Linked DNA regions of Mus musculus: region 1 is linked to region 2. A link is a loop called in an ENCODE intact Hi-C map of the cell type or tissue named here. Cell type or tissue: left cerebral cortex. All regions are shown on one strand.

Evidence for each region. A loop is a pair of places that touch in the nucleus more often than their neighbours do. Peaks named below come from ENCODE experiments on the same cell type or tissue, not always from the same donor. Only the 100,000 strongest peaks of a DNase experiment are listed, where the experiment ranks them.
Region 1: a loop joins it to region 2, with 2.5 times the contacts of the local background. A loop is called at or near these places in 6 of 42 quality-filtered maps.

What each region holds. Positions count from the first base shown.
Region 1 is chr13:95,953,541-95,961,540 of GRCm38, reverse strand. Sv2c (synaptic vesicle glycoprotein 2c) reads left to right here. Exons shown (of 13, transcript NM_029210.1): 13 at 78-2,098. The coding sequence ends at 261. Among named protein-coding and RNA genes, the nearest start is that of Gm24032, 60 kb to the right of the region's middle. In left cerebral cortex, no CTCF peak of the experiment used is centred here; DNase peaks (open chromatin) are centred at 1,409 and 4,093; H3K4me3 peaks cover 660 bases; H3K27ac peaks cover 510 bases.
Region 2 is chr13:95,736,771-95,744,770 of GRCm38, reverse strand. The region is part of intron 5 of Iqgap2 (IQ motif containing GTPase activating protein 2); the gene reads left to right. Among named protein-coding and RNA genes, the nearest start is that of Gm32702, 23 kb to the left of the region's middle. In left cerebral cortex, a CTCF peak has its summit at 4,901 (motif pointing left); DNase peaks (open chromatin) are centred at 1,334 and 4,897.

The DNA.
Region 1 (8,000 bases), 220 kb before region 2:
GCGCAGAACGTGTAAGTTTAAAGCTGGACTCCCGAGCATCATTTTCTAAACCTTGACTGTGTTTCTGTCCCTTGCAGAGCAACGGGCTTCGGCTTCTTGAACGCCCTCTGTAAAGCGGCGGCCGTCCTGGGAAACTTAATCTTCGGCTCCTTGGTCAGCATCACCAAAGCCATCCCCATCCTGCTGGCTTCCACTGTGCTCGTGTGTGGAGGACTCGTGGGGCTGCGCCTGCCCGACACACGAACCCAGGTTCTGATGTGACGTGACAAAAGCCATTCCCTTCCTCCCACCGTGGGTCGGTCGTATTGCCTGACTCAAAGCTTCAGAGTTTTAATGTATAGAAAGGTGGCCAAGTATCAGAACACAAACTTTTGCTGTGATGTAACGTGTAGCTGCGTATTGTCTTACCCCGCCAGTGTGATTTGCAGGGTTTCCCGCCCCCCCTCCCCCCGTGCACTGTTAGCTTTTCCTAACTGTGATGTTCCTGCTTCTCAGTGCCCAGTGGAAGTGTTCCTAAAATGTCTCAGTTGACCAGGCTTCCCCAAGGACTACATTCACCAAGAATCTAAAAAGTCTGTGCTGGTGTAAGAAATAGACCCTGCTGGCGACGCTCTACTAACAGGAAGTTTAAATTGGCATAATTTTGTGCTGAGGAAAGGGATTTCTTTTTCTTCTTTTTTCTTTCTCTCTTTCTTTCTCTCTCTTTCTTTCTTTCTTTCTTTCTTTCTTTCTTTCTTTCTTTCTTTCTTTCTTTCTTTCTTTCTTTCTTTCTTTCTTTCTTTCTTTCTTTCTTTCTTTCTTTCTTTTTCTCATACCGAGTGATACTTCCTGTTTTCTTAGAAAAAAGACAGCCTGCCAGCCACTCTAGCTGTTACAGCAGGGGGTTTCAAGACAATTGTGTGACACCAAGCACTTCTGGGCGGGGCTCTTTTGGGCAGGATGATTAGGGTGGTTTTGTTAACAAGAAAAGTTTAAAGTCTATCCCCACTTGGCAACGAAACCCTACCTGAGCAGCACAAGGCAGATTTTTAGATAGAAATTGGAATTCACAACCAAAGCCATTTGGGAAACACAGACGGGAGCCTCTCTTGTACGGTCCCTTGCGGGTCAACACCACCCACCCTCCTTTGATCAACTGTCCACTGTTACATTTTTAGCCCAAATCTCCACATCAGGTCATGTCCCTCCAGTGTCCCCAGGCTGTGGGCTCCTAGCCTTGTCTCTGGACAGTTTTTGAGCCTGCCTGCTCTCCCCAGCAACCCTCCGGCAGGCAGGACAGCATTTCCTGGTGGGTGAATATCTGTTTTACCTCTGGAATCTTCCTGAGCATGGAAGGAGGGAGGGGTCAGCAGGACGTTCCCACGGGCCAGCTGTCAGCTAAAGGACCTTCGAGTCTCTTGCCCGGTGCCCCTCCCCCAGGCCCATCCTTTTACGCGTCTTTGAAATCTGAAGCCTCCTTGTAGATTTGCAGCCTGTGATAGCAACCATCGTAAGGCCTGTGTTTAAACAGCATTCTTTGTTTAACTGCCTCTGTCTTGTTGGAGGGGGAATCCTCTTTGCTTATTTTACGCTTTTCTTGCATGACCACAGCCCCGGGCCTTCCAGAAAAAAGGAAACTTCTGTTCCCAAGAATCTGTTCAGAGATGGCCCTGCTCCCTGGAGTCCCCTCTGCCTTGCCTCCCTTCCCCTCACATGTTCCCTGATCCCTCCTGGAGCTGAAATTCTGTGAAAAGCTCTTTGATTAACATAAACCATTAATCCACTGCCCCCATTAAGTAATGCAGGCGTGGTGGAGGGGGCAGCCTTGAGTTAAGATGGGAAGCTGCAGAGAGAAAGTGGTTCCCTGCAGATAACCTGAGTACTCAGAGCCTGGACATCCAGGCTATGAGAGCCAGAGCTGCAGAGCTGACCAGGGAATCTTCGAAGCATCATTGATTGATTTGAAAGACACCAATGAGGCAGGGCCAGAACAGAACTCGCTTCTGTTTCTCATCCCTGGGAAACAAATCTGTGTTTCAAAAACCTAAGGAGTATCTATTTTTTTTTCCATGCAGGCTCATTTCTCTCTCCTATTTGCACCATGGTTGTTTTCTTTTTGAAAAAAACATGTTTGAGGCCCAGAGCAGACCTTTTGGTTGAATGTGGCATGCAACAAAATTGCTGCAAAAGTAAGATATGAATCCCTATCTTCCCATTCAAAACAAACAAACAAACAAACAAACAAGCAAACAAACCATACAAATCAAAGGCATTGCTTTCTCTACTCTGGCCTGCTGTGGTAGTGATCTTACTGGATAGTCTTTACTCTCAAATTGTCTCTGCTCCCTGATTTAGCTACAAGTACATTCCAAACTGCAAGACACAGTCATTCAGAATTTTATCTGGACACTGGGTTGGGCCAGCATGGGATGACCCAACAGAACCCTTCTTTATAAGACCATCTGTCCCCTTCAGAAAAACCATTTCTGTCAACTACCCCAAGCTTCCCAGGTGGCCCAAGAGGGATCTCTTCTATAACCTCCTGGACAATCAGTGGTCACAAGCCTTCTTGGTTGCCGTCTTGCCCACTCCCCACACATTTCCCTCAGCCTCTTCACTGTGTGTAACCTTTCCTTTCCACGACAGGGTTCTTGTTGCTTCTCAAATACATGCTGTGGCTTGTTCAGGTATAATTAGAGGTTAAGATCCAACCATGAGATTCGACAGAAGCCCCAGTTATGAGTGTCATGGGCCTTGACACCAGGGTAGACATCTGCTATCCCGTGTCATTCACATACAGGACAAGGAAATTGAAAGCTGTTTCAGAAGTGACACAGCTCCATCTGTACCTGCATTTTGAACTCCTTTTCTAACTAAAATCCCCACCGTTACTCTTCAGAATCAGCCCAGGACGCTCCCACGTTTTATTATCTCTGACTCCTCTCAATGGGAAAGAAATTAAAACAAATAGTAGCACCAGCTAACCAGCTGCTCTGAGCTGTGGCTTCCGTGAGACGCTCTGCCCTATGTATTGGGTCGTAAGCCTCACATTCAGTCCTACTTCCCGACTCATCTCATACTAGTACTCGCCCATGACCCAAGAGCAATGGGTCCTTAAGCAGGCAGAGATCTTTCTAAGGAGAAGGACTTGATCTCAGCCAAAAGGCCAAGAATCGAGTCACTGGGCATACTGGTCCTCAGTTTCTCCATCTATAGAGAAAAAGAATGGTTCTATTTTATTCTCCAAGAGAATAAGCAAGTCTCTAAGGAGGGTGGGAGTTGGCTTGGGAAGACTCATACAATAGGTTAGAGCACTTGTCCTGTTGCCTATGCCCACCCCCTGGTTTTAAGTGCTTCTCAGTTCAGAGCCATTGTTATCTACCCAGGGAATGTACCGCCCCAGAAGACACACTGCAGTTAAAAGACAGACACTTGGAAGTAGACCACACATGGCTGTATCCTAGAGTCCCCTATCCATCTACTTCACTATTTTCTCGAAATGCTGCCTTAAATGGATCTAGTGCTTCTCAATGGTTACACATAAATTGGTAGATGGGCCCTCATCTGCAAATCTCATCCAATCAGAGCTCAAGTTTGCACCAAAAGTTCACTCAATTTCAGAATATCTTAAGAGATCAATGGGGAGGAAGGGGTGTGACAACCAAGGGGGAGTCCAGTGTTCCATTGATAACGTTCCAGCAATGAGATTAGCATACCTGGGAGACATTCTAAACTCTAGGATTGTTTCCAGAGCATTCCGTGGGAACACTCTCTGCCAACCACAATAGAATATGATATTCTCCAATTTGTGTCTACCTTCTATCAAAAAGGCTTTTCCCTAGTTCTTCCTCAGGATGCCTTACGTGTTCATGTACAAAAGGCTCTGAAACCAGGATGCCTAGATTTGACCTTCACCTGGAACTGTAGACAATTACCATATTGTTTGGGGCCTAGTGGCTCTATATCAGGTTTCCCTTAAATCCCATATTGTGCCAAACATAGTTACCAACTACTCCTACCCCTCACCCCCTCACCCCCAAAATAGGCATGCTGAGACAACAAACACACATCTACACAGTGGAGTGCCCTGAAGTAACCGATGTGTTTCTTCACGTTTGCATTCTGCTGAGCGAAGTGTCTATTTTAGGTGAAATTTCTCTTGTCATCTGACCAAAGGAAGTTGTCAGGATCTCTTAGCCATAGTGCATGCCCTTTCCCTGTTTCAGGAAGCTGGCAGCTCTCCACGTCCTGTTCTGTCGCTTTCACTCTTGACTGTCCCATTCCCCTGTCAACAGTCTCTCACCAACCACACACAAACCATCGATCGATCGCCAGGGCTTCCCTATACTTTTCTCAACACCCAGATGCAGTTTAATAAGCCCAGCATTTCGAGCCACGGGGTACACAGTCTGTGTGTCTGTTAGCTCACTGATTAAACCGGTGGAGCTGGGTAGAGGAGAGAGTTGGGTAGAGTACATCTGTTCTTCTTTCACATGCTTTTTGGGTTAATATCATCTAAGGCTTGGCCTCCAGTGTGCTAGGTGTTGAGACTCTGGGCTGTATACAGATATTTAACCCTTTGTAGTGTTTCTTTGAGAACACAGAGCAGGGAGTCACAGACAAGACAGTCGTATATCTTGTATTAGGTCTCTATCAATGTCTTATTTTTCCAAGTGTTAAGCAAGTTATAATCTACAACAAACAGGTAGTACAAGAACTATGCATGACTGGGGGTTACCTGAAAGAGAATGAACTGCTTCTAGGGTGTATTAAACAGTACTTGAAAACACACACACACACACACACACACACACACACACACACACACACATACATTCATGTCTATGTTTCTTTAAATGGTCTCAACAGGAAATTGCACTAAGATATTGATCAAAGAAGAGACAGCAGCAAAGAGAGCAGGTGCCTCTCTGGAGAAGTTTGTTTCTCCAGAGCTGTTCTTTATGGGGAGCTAGGCAGTAAGTGTGTCCTCTCTGGGCATGCTAGAAGCTCTCTTTTCAGGGCCTCAGCATGCCAGAGACCAGCCTCTAAGCCAACCCTCCTGGGGGTGTTTCCTTTCTGATGGTAGAGATTTGTGACCCCGTCACACTGTCTTGCAGACTTTTTCCTTCTCTTGCCTCTGCGATAAGTCACCCAGAAAACAGGTTCTGACACCAGGAGGCCAGGGAGTTTACAGGTTCTAGTTTGAAATGGGCTGCAGGGTTGTTGCCAAGTGTTTTGAAGCTGCAAAGGATCTTTGGGGTTCTGGATCCTCCAAGGAAGCAAGACACAGAGAGAGGGTATATAGTCTCTGGCACTCCTTGTCTGTGTAAATACCTACACAGAACTGAAGGCCAGGTGCTTAAACTACAACCATTGCCCATCCTTGGCCTGTCCTACCATATTTGCATGGCCCCTAGAGCTAAGAAAATCGAGAACTAAGAAGAGACAACAGCTTTCAGGCTTTGGTTCAAACTCAGAGAAGCTTTTACACCAAGCCAAATACCTTCCCTGACACCAAGGAGATCCTGTCCCTGAGCAGCGCCCTGGTGCTCTGAGGACTGACCATCCAGACCAGAAGGGATGGTGTCATCTAAAGCCAGCCATGGCTGGGAACAGGCTCAACCACAATCTTAGAGCCAGTGGCTTACGTTTCAGAAATTTTTGAAAGGCAGTCAAGAAATGTAGCCGTCATTGCAATTAAATCAGCTATATTTTAAAGCAATATGTATTCAAAACTCATCACTTCCTACTTATTTTCTACATTTTTTTATTAGTCATGCCCTTGAGGAAAGTATGATATGCCTATTACATCTCTATTTTGGAAGTACTGTAATAATGGTGTCCCAATGACAGGGTCAGTGACATTATGCTGAGCTCATCCACAGCTGTAACAATTACAGCATGGAAAGTGACAAATACTCCAGGTCAGACTCCTCCTACCCCTATAGCACCCCAGGTATTGGTAAACATTCGCCAATGTACCACTCTCTGAAGCCATGAAGACTGTCTAACTTCCCATAACTCAGCAGTAGCATGCTTCCGTAGCATACACAGGGTCCTGGGTTTGTTGGGGAAGGAGGTGGGGCCTCCCAACGTACTGATCCAGGCCAGGTGGAGTTGAATGTCCCCTTGGGCTTGTGAGTCAGCATGACATTACTCATAAGTCCATGGGAAGGAAAGATTTAGCATGCGCTCATGTCAATACTCAAAGGCTTCTCTCCACATTCCTAATTGGTTCAGACTAAGACCAGCCATCCAGAGAACCCATTGGCCTCTGGGTGTTGTTCCTTCAGGGAGAATTGCAGTAAGTTAGCTATTTCACGCACTTTCCCAAATGTGGTTTTATAGTCTCTGCCTGACCCTGGAATACATTGAACAGACCATGTGCTCCTGATCAGGGTCTAGCTGAAGGAAAGCCCTAGAAGAGGTCCGCTTCCACCTCGGACTATAACCCCACCCGGCTTTTGGCAACTCGGTCCTGTCCTTGGTTTGGGTATATGGGTGTTAGGCGTTGTATTCTTTCTCTTTTCTATATTTAGTGCTCTGTCTGCTGTCCCACTGTGTGGTCCAGTCCCCCTGTTGTAGTGTATATCTGTGCTGCATGTGTGACCCTCAGTAACTCCCATGTCAGCTTTCTGGAGTCTCCATCAAGTTCTGCTGACCCTGCTGTGAACTCATCTTTCTGGTATGCTCCTTTGTGTCTCATTTCTGATTGCCAAAATGTTGGGCCAAGTGCATCTTCACTAAAAGTCCCGAGACGGCCATGTGTATCCTTGTGACAGGGCATGCTCTGTGTGGGATGGCTCGTGTGCAGCGTAGATCTATCACATGTGGAAGTGTGTATACATTTATATGCCAGATAACTATCATTCATGTAACAGCTGCAAAGGTATTTAATGTACATCAGATTAATAAAAGAGCATTTTTTGCTCCATTATATTCAAATAAAGATGGCCGTGTGACTGACAGTCTCTTCTAAATAACTCGAAAAGCACAAACACATTTTTGCTGAGGGTGGGGGATGGGGAGTGGGGGGTAACAAGCCTGTTGTTCAAGAGACTGAAGAGAGAGAATTGAGAGTTTGAGGCCAGCCTAGGCCACACAGAAAGACCCTATCCCAGGTAGAGAGAGGGAGCAAGACAAATGAACAAATTCAAAAGCCCACTTTTATGTCCTAGGTTCCAGAGAAAGCCGGTTCCTCTGGTACAGGCCAGTCTTAGTTGCTTTTGTGGGCTGGGTCTGTGGTCCTGGTCTGTTGATTTCCCAGGAATACCTTCCAATGGTTACCTAGAGCCTCTATGAAGAAAATGTTTGTATTGGGGCTGCTTGCTGGTGAACCAGATGCTTGTGTTATTTTGCCCTAAAGCAAGAACATTTAACAGATTTCTATCTCACAATCACCTCTAATTAATTGATAATGACTGGAACATTCATTTGAGAACAATGGGGGGGGGAGGCTATATTTGATGGTGTTCAGATTAGAGGCAGAAACAGGAGACTACAAAGACACATATTTGCTATTCCCCAAAGAAGACTTTTGACTGGTTTTAACAGAACACCCCAGTACCCCCTGCTCTTCTTTAATACAGGATCTAGCTGTGTTTGACAGGCTACACTCCAGGGACTCTCCTACCTCTGTTTCCAGGGTAGCCATGATACCAGCTCAAATCATGGCCTCTCACCAAGAATTTGCATTTTTAACTGTGCATGTGTCTGTGTAAATATGCATCATGTGTATGGAAGTCTCTGAAGAGGACAAAAGAAAGCGTCGGGTCCCCCGCAGCTGCAGTTGCAGACCGTCCTAAACCACCAGTGGGGGTGCTGGGGACCTTTTCTGCTGCAGGCTTCCTTCTTTTGGTTCATACCCTGATTTCTTCCAAGTGGTTTTCCCCAAGGTCCTCTCTCATTGCCATAGCAACCTTATTCACAATTTACTACTCTTCATCCCATTGCTCCATGGAGGATCTGGGCACATTAAAAAACCAACAAACAAAGAAACAAAAAATCAAAACAACCGGGAA
Region 2 (8,000 bases):
TTTTCTTTCGAATGTGCTGCTTAGCAGTCCTCAGGGAGTTCTTGTCAAAGCTTGGGGCAGTCACTTAACGCTATGTGGTTAGGACTGCTTTTGTGACCTGCTAAGCCAGCCTTCATTATGTTCGGATATCGAGCCGGTGATCTTCAGATTCGTAGCCGGCTTCCAGGGCAGTGTGTGTGGGCTTCAATTGATTTGCTGGAGTAGACACCTGGGCCATATGTCCTCCAGCTTACAAAGACACAGCATGTTAAGTTCCTTTCAGGCAAAGTCTTTGCTCCTAAGAAGTTACATAGAGCGACATAGGGATTCACAAATGTCCATCTACCATAGTTTAAATAACGGCTTGTTCAGCTCTGAAACGAAGAACGGGTTCTTTCTCATTTATTACTGCATGGATGTACAGATGTCGAAGTCATGGTTCTGGATCTTTATCAGTTACTCTTCACAGATGTCTTTGTGCCTTTTTGACATCCTGGAGCAGATACATACAGTGCCATGCATATCATACATATGACCACATTCTGTCATGGGGAACTGCCCTTCACTATCCTCTGTCTTCACGTTGTGCAGCTGCCTCTCAGGAAGGAAATGAGAAATCCCGAGTGTCCAGGGCTTGTCTATACAGCTCTCCTCTACGGTGGTTTAGAAGGCTGTCGGTCTTCCAGGAGGCTGATATTCTGTGTGCAAGGCGCATGGAGGCAGCCTTTATTAAATGAGTGCAGTTTGCTCTCGTTGCAGAGTTGGCTGCATGTGTATCCCGGCTGCTACAGCTACAGCACTGCTGGATTAGAGAGTTGTCCTTACCTGGTAGAGGACTAGGCAGGCCAGAGGTTTGGATTATAGCTCAGGAGCCAGGAGGGAAGGTTACTCCGGGTAGCTTTGCCTCTCAGACCCTGACTTCCTTCCGGATTAGCCCAAGGGCTGACTGACCTACAAGTTCAGCTGGGACCCTGACCAAACTTGTCAGGAGTCTGATGTGGAGTTAACAACCCACCAGCCCTAGGTGTCTGTCCTTGCTTTCTTCCCCTGCCCCTTGCCTTTTTGTCTGGTACCTGATTCCAGCCTCACTGCCTGTCACCGCTGGGCCCCTTTAACCAGCTCAGCTTGGTGGTTTCAAACTTGGTCTAACTGAGAGGGACTGGCCTTCTTGGTGGGTGGCCTCCTCTCTTTTTCAAGGAAATATCTATCCTTTTTTTTTTCCTATTTAAAAAAAAGTAGCATATTCTCACTTGGGGGAAAGAGGACTGGAAAATGTAGAAAGAATGTTTTTAAAAGAGCTAAAACAGTCAATGTCGCAAAATCACGCACAAACCACTGTTGCTATTTTGGAGACATTGGATTTAAAATCTGTATGGAGCATGTTTTCCTCTTGTGGCTTCCTTTGGAATGCTCTAAAGCCTATGCAACAGAAAGAAACCCGTTCTGAAAGCCTAGCTGAGTTACTACACTTTTTTTTTTTTAATGTCTGGAGGCCGTTTTATGTACACAGAAAAACTGTGTGTCGGATGGTGCTCTGTTTATAAAGACATAACAAGTGACATTCAGCAACTGTTCAATGTTTAAACAGTTATAAGATTGAATATGTTGAAATGATTTAAACCATAATGTGACTGTTAAAACAACGCGATTTCCTTCACATCCCTTAAGAGCAGATGAGATGCCCTGTCTGGGTTAGACACTCACCATTGCAACCAGCTGGGACAGATCCCAGCTTCGTTTCGCTCTTGCGTTCATTGTTCACACACTAAAGTGACCTGCCCTAGCGCTGCTATCCTGTTGTGATACCTAAAGTGAGGCAACATGATTTTTAATGTCACCAGAATCAAAAGGGCACCACCTTTAAGTCTAGTATCTGACCTGCTCCTTGTTGAACATGGCTCTTCTCTTTGGGCTCTTGTCTCAAGGTAAGTCAGAACTTGGCCAACAGCATCAAGTTCAACTTTACGTGGTTCATAAGTCAGCACCGTTTTAATGTCTAAGTCTGTGGCTTTCAGGTAGATTTTTCTTTACTGTCTACCCCTCCCTGTTACCCTACAGTGACTCGCTCCCTAAGTTTCTCTTGGCCGGTGTTGTACAACACATTGTCCTGTCACAGTGACGTATTGGCCTGACCTGTTAACATTATTAGAAGCGTATGTATGCCTTTTTTCACTTTCTTCTTAAAATTAGAGTTGGATTTTCTAGAGGCTTCCATCTCCTAGGAGACAAGGGAGGGACAACTGAGTGTTCTTCGTGCTGTTGTCGATTTGCTCCTCACACCTGGTTCCTGGCCTCTCTGTGTGATTGGTCGGTGCTCACTTCTCTCATAACCTGCCTTCTACAGTCCATCCTTACCTTGGGACACTCCCTTTGCTTTGGGGAGACTTTTTGGCTAGTTCAGAGTTTCTGACCTGTTATTATTTCCTGTTGTACATGTAGTTTAAAAACACGGACCTACCTACGCTCCATAAACAGAGAAAGAACAAAGTACCTTGGCTTTAATAACCCTCCCTTTGCAAAAGTGAAACAAAGAATTATGCATAAACAGTTTATCTCTAAGGACTTCCCTTTTGTACACTGTGCGGTATACTCTGTTGATTGCTTTAAACTCTGTGCTTAAGACTGAACCAGGATGATTATTTTCCTGTTTGTTCATAGTATGCTCTCTCTGTGTCTCCCACGCTGAACTTAAACTCACAGCCCTTTACCTTGTGAGTACTGGGACTACATTTGTGCACCACCCTGCCTGTCTAATACCTTCTGCACAGACTAGACAGTTGGAGGTTGATTAGTCATGGCAGCCCCTTTGCCTCTGTAGCACTGCCCTTGGCTTCTTTGAAGAATCCTTGTATTGTGGATACAACCAGATGTCCTTGTTCTGTTCCCCCTGGTTGCTGCTTTAAGATATGGAATCAACTACTGTTCAAGAAATCCCTTCAGGGTCACTCACGACTATTGGTTATTCTAGTTTTAGCATCGTAAGGGTGCTAGATGCCACTTTTCTTACTGTGCCATTTAATAGGCCATCACAAGTCTGCTGCAGTGGAAACCTATGGGTCTCCCCTGAGTGTAAGCAGTACTACAGCACTGGAGTTTCTGTAGTTGTGTTCAGCTCTCCAGTGTTCAAATGCGGTACCAATGCTTAACTGGCATCCACTGTTTAATGGGTGCAGATTGCTCTCATTGCAGAGTTAGAAGCAATGTGTTATCCTGGCTGCAGCAGCTGTAGCGTGGCTGGAGTAGAGAGTTGTAGGGCTTGAATTTGTGAGGAAGGTAGTGGCAGGCCCACTTCTGGTTGACCAGTTGTTCTAAATCTACTGCCTGCTTTGTAGAGGGCTCCTTGCCCCAGCTCTTCCCACCGCTTCCTGGCTACCTGGACCCACCAATGGAGGTGTGTTAGACACATTGCCCAGGCATGAATGTATAACCTTCAGTGATTTAGCATTCCCTTCTCTTAGAGGCCTCTTTCTCCCAAAGAAACTGATTTACTAAATGTTCCTCTAAAATACCAGGTTGATTGTAATTCTTGCAGTGTACATTTGAATTTACAAATAAGCTCTCTGGGGAGGCCTTAAAGCCAGACTAGAATCCTCCTCAGATCTTGGAAGGGATGTATGGAGACTGAAGTGAGAAAGGCATTTGTTCCTCTCTGTAGCTTTCAAACAACTCCTTGTTCAAAACTCTCCACTTGGTCTGAATGCCATACTTCTTGCCCCACCTGTCTGAATTACTTCGTGGCTATGACGATCTTACAGAAAGCTAAGCTCTTTGAACTTGTGAACTATCTTGTGAAACCTACCATGGTTCCATGGTTTTCCATTAGTTGAAGCTTAAAGTCCCTTAGAGTTTATCTTTTTAACTTTTCAGGAAGTTTACCTGAACTAATTTGCATATGGAAGGACTACCTCTGGGTCTCTTTGCTTTAGGCCAAGGGTTTATAAACTGGTGTCAGACTTGTACTTACTTCAGTGTAGGCCTCTGAGCTGTTATATTTGAAATATTTAAAGGAAAAAAATGCTGGAATTTGAGAACTGGAGGAAACTTGGAAAGTTACTTAAGCCTGGCCATTCACTAAAAACTCATCTCGGTGCCTTGTTCCGCGTCACAAATTCAGCCCTTTGATTTACAAATGTCCATAGCACAGTGTAATAAAACTAATAGTGTTTTGTAACATCTGTTTTCACTTCCCAGTCTTCAGCTGATACGATTTATACAACTAGTATCTTATGGGCTAGGGGGAGTTAGTTAGCTCCGGGTGGTCCTTCTGTACAGGCCTACATCAGCAACACAAGCGTGGTTTACCTTTTCATGGGATAAGAGGCTTCCAACTCTACCCAGAATGCTTAGATATTGGGCAGTGCTCGTAACATTAATGCCACAGCTTCCTCTGAAATACTCCTGGCATGCTATGTTAGATGCTAGTCAGTAATTAGTGTACAGCAAGTTCAGTGTGGAGAGCCAGCTGCAAGCAGCACTTGTTCAGTGGATTTGCGTTTTTAATATTAAGCCTCAGTTTCCTATGAATGTCAGATAGGGGACAGCCAAGCTGGACTTAAAATGCTTGGGAAAGAGGCTTTTCAATGGCTGGTTCTCATGAGCATGATGGACAAATACGGCTTACAGAAAGGTGTTTCGCCTTTGTACTAATCTGCTTGGAAGACCTGTCACTCAGAGATTGGGTAGAAAACTCCCACTGTGGAAGAAGTGATCTTTTTAGAAACTAATGTGAAATTTCAATGCCAGTGATGATAAATGTAGAAGGTGGAAACTAAAAACAATAGTCTTAATTCTCTGGATGCAATGTTTGAGAGCCCACATGCGAGTGAGTTTTCTACCTACTCCATCAAACCAATTTGAGAAAAATCTCAGGTTTACATTTAAAAGCAGACTTTCCCACTCAGCAAGGCTAATTTCCCAGCACCACCTTGTGGTGACTCCTAGTTAACCAGGATGTTTGTTCACTGAAATGGGTTACTATTTCCCTGCACGGCAGAGGCATGTTAGAGACTGCACCTACTTTCTTTATCACGAATGTGAAAAATCACCACATTCCTTTAGCATAAAGCTTTCCTTTCATGCTGTCAACAAAGCTATGTTTGGGACAAGAACCGACTTGGAGCCTTAGGTCCCTCTACCCGCAAGGTCCCGCAGTCCATGCCTCCTGAATCACTGGGGCTGCCGACGTATGTGCCGCTGTGCCAAGTTAAAGCTATGTCTGTGATATTTAAACCAACTTTAACTTAAGAAAAGCATAATATGCGAAAGCCACATCAATAAAGTCGCAATTAAATGAGTTAATGAACAAGATATACTATTCGCACATGTGAATTCACAGCAGCTGGGGTTCCCTGCACATGACCTGCATAAGACAATTAAAAAAATACTTTTGAAATAAAATCAGAGATGTCAACCAGTGGCCAACGATGTAAACAGCCCCCCAACACACGCGAGGAAATGGATGTGACAGGATTGAGAAACATGATGGGAGCAGGCTACATCCAGCAACAATAGGGGACACGGCCTGGCTGGAAGCCATCAGAGCCTTGGTTCCAGGTGGGTGACCAGTGCAGAGGTTCAAAGCATGGAGTGATCAGCTTGGCCAGGCTGAGCCTCAGGATCTGTTCTAAGAGGGACAAATGATGGTATGGAAGGCAGGAAAGAACGTCAGTGCCCAAAACAGCTAAAGGCTCAGAGACGGGCAGGGGAGCCAAGCCGGGCACACACACCTGTAATTCAGTCACCTGGGAGACCTTGTCTGAGTGACTGTGAACTGAAGACCAAACTGAGCCATGTAGATGACCCTATCTGTTTCACAACAGCAACTGCCACCAAGAGAGACAGATGTCAGTAAGAGAAGGAGACGATAACACTGACCTTCATCTTTTCCCTCGCTACCCAGAGTCCCCGATGCCTCCGTCCACAGCGGATGAACCACAAGACCCAAATACTGACAAAAGCCCCAAATCAAAAGATATCAGATATTCAAGAAAAAATGGCCCTGTGAGGAAAACGTTAGGCTTGAGTTGAGAGAGTCCCAGCATCAATAAAACAAATGAGCCACTGAAGACTCAAGTGGACTTACACGATTCCAGAATTTATTTCTCAGGCACCTAACACAGCAGAACCAAGGAGAAAATTAAGAAAGGAAAATTTGGTGTAGGAAAGAAATTAGTAAAATTTGTTACCTAAGTTTTTAAGGCAAGATACGAAAATAAAGGCACAGAATTAATTAGACCATCTTAGTATTACATCCATATAGAAATAGAGGTGGACCTATATTAAGGGTAAGTGTTACTAATTAGGTCAGGTTTTGGTACGACAATGCAGCTTTGAAATTAAGTTAAACTAACACAGTATTTACTTGGTACTATGCCTTAAGGAGACAGCATGCTCTATACTTGGGTGAGACATAAAATGTCATATTACCCGATAATCTGTAGCATCTCCTGCTTATGCTTTGCTGTCATGTCTTCCCATTTTTCTCACTAGCTTCCTTTCAGTTTTCTTAGAAGGTATGACTTGAGTTTGTAGAGGGAGGTGGAAGAGATCGGTACTCTGAGGGAAGAATACCAGGATGAATTTTTCACTACCTTTTCTCATTTCTTAAACATTGGCTTATCTGTCTTTTAATTAAAGCTGTGGGGCCTGGTTTCTAAGTCCCCAGGGAGAAGTGAGAGACTGGCATTTCAGTTGTAGGAGTTCCCTTTTTTTTAAATTAATTTATTTATTATATGTAAGTACACTGTAGCTGTCCTCAGATACTCCAAGAGGACACCAGATCTCGTTACAGATGGTTGTGAGCCACCATGTGGTTGCTGGGATTTGAACTCCGGACCTTCGGAAGAGCAGTTGGCGCTCTTAACCACTGAGCCATCTCGCCAGCCCCAGGAGTTCCCTTTTATATAGTGCCTTAGTTAGGGTTTTACTGCTGTGAACAGATGCCATGACCAAGGCAACTCTTACAAGGACAACATTTAACTGGGGCTGGCTTACAGATCAGAGGTTCAGTCCATCATCATCAAGGCAGGAACATGGAAGCATCCAGGCAGGCATGGCACAGGAGGAGCTAAGAGTTCTATATCTTCATCTGAAGGCTGCTAGCAGAATACTGGCTTCCAGACAGCTAGGATGAGGGTCTTAAAGCCCATGCCACAGTGACACACCTACACCTTCTAATAGTGTCACTTGTTGGGCCAAGCATATACAACCCATCACATATAGTAACCTTTCTTTTGCAATGCTGGGATGGGAACCAGGGTCTGGTGTGTGCTAGGCAAGCACTCTTCTCTAAGCACATTATAGCCCCCGGGTTCCCTTTTAGAACTACATACATTTCCCCCAGGTAATAGTGAATAAGAAATGCTTTATAAAACAGTATGGCTTTCTAAATGTCACCACGGTCTCCTCGTGACCTTGTGTGGCATAACCTTTGCCACTACAGTTTTCAATGACTGCAAATGGGTTTTGGTCCTTGATAATCTCTCAAGATGTAGACTTTAAGCTAACGAAGGTGCCCTGCCTTCCTGGCTCCAAATTACAAATCCATGACTCTTCACAGAGGAAAAAATGTTCACAGTTGAATGTTCTCTTCCTGGTAAGATGAAAATCAGAATTTGGCACCAAAATTAATAATTACTGTATTTTAAGAGTTACCTACCATTTGTTGTCTGTCCTTTGGTATGGGTTTGAAGGAAAAAGAAGGAAATGAGAGAAAGGTCAATAATTTAAGGTCAGAATCCTTAAAATGAAAACATTCATTAATAAGTATTTCCTAGAAAAACCCTAAATGAGCAGTACCTCTATAAAAGCCAATTAATCCTCACCACTGACAAACAGGCAGACTTAACAAGGTATTGCTATCTCATTGGGAATGTTTTCTTCCTGTCTCCTCCTTCCTTTCCTCTCCTCTCTTCCCTCTCCTCCCCTCCCTCCTTTTCCCTCCCACTCCCTTGCATCTTAGACCCTTCCTCCCCTTCTGTCTCTTAATTAGGGGTTCATTACTGTGCAGAGCCACCATGACA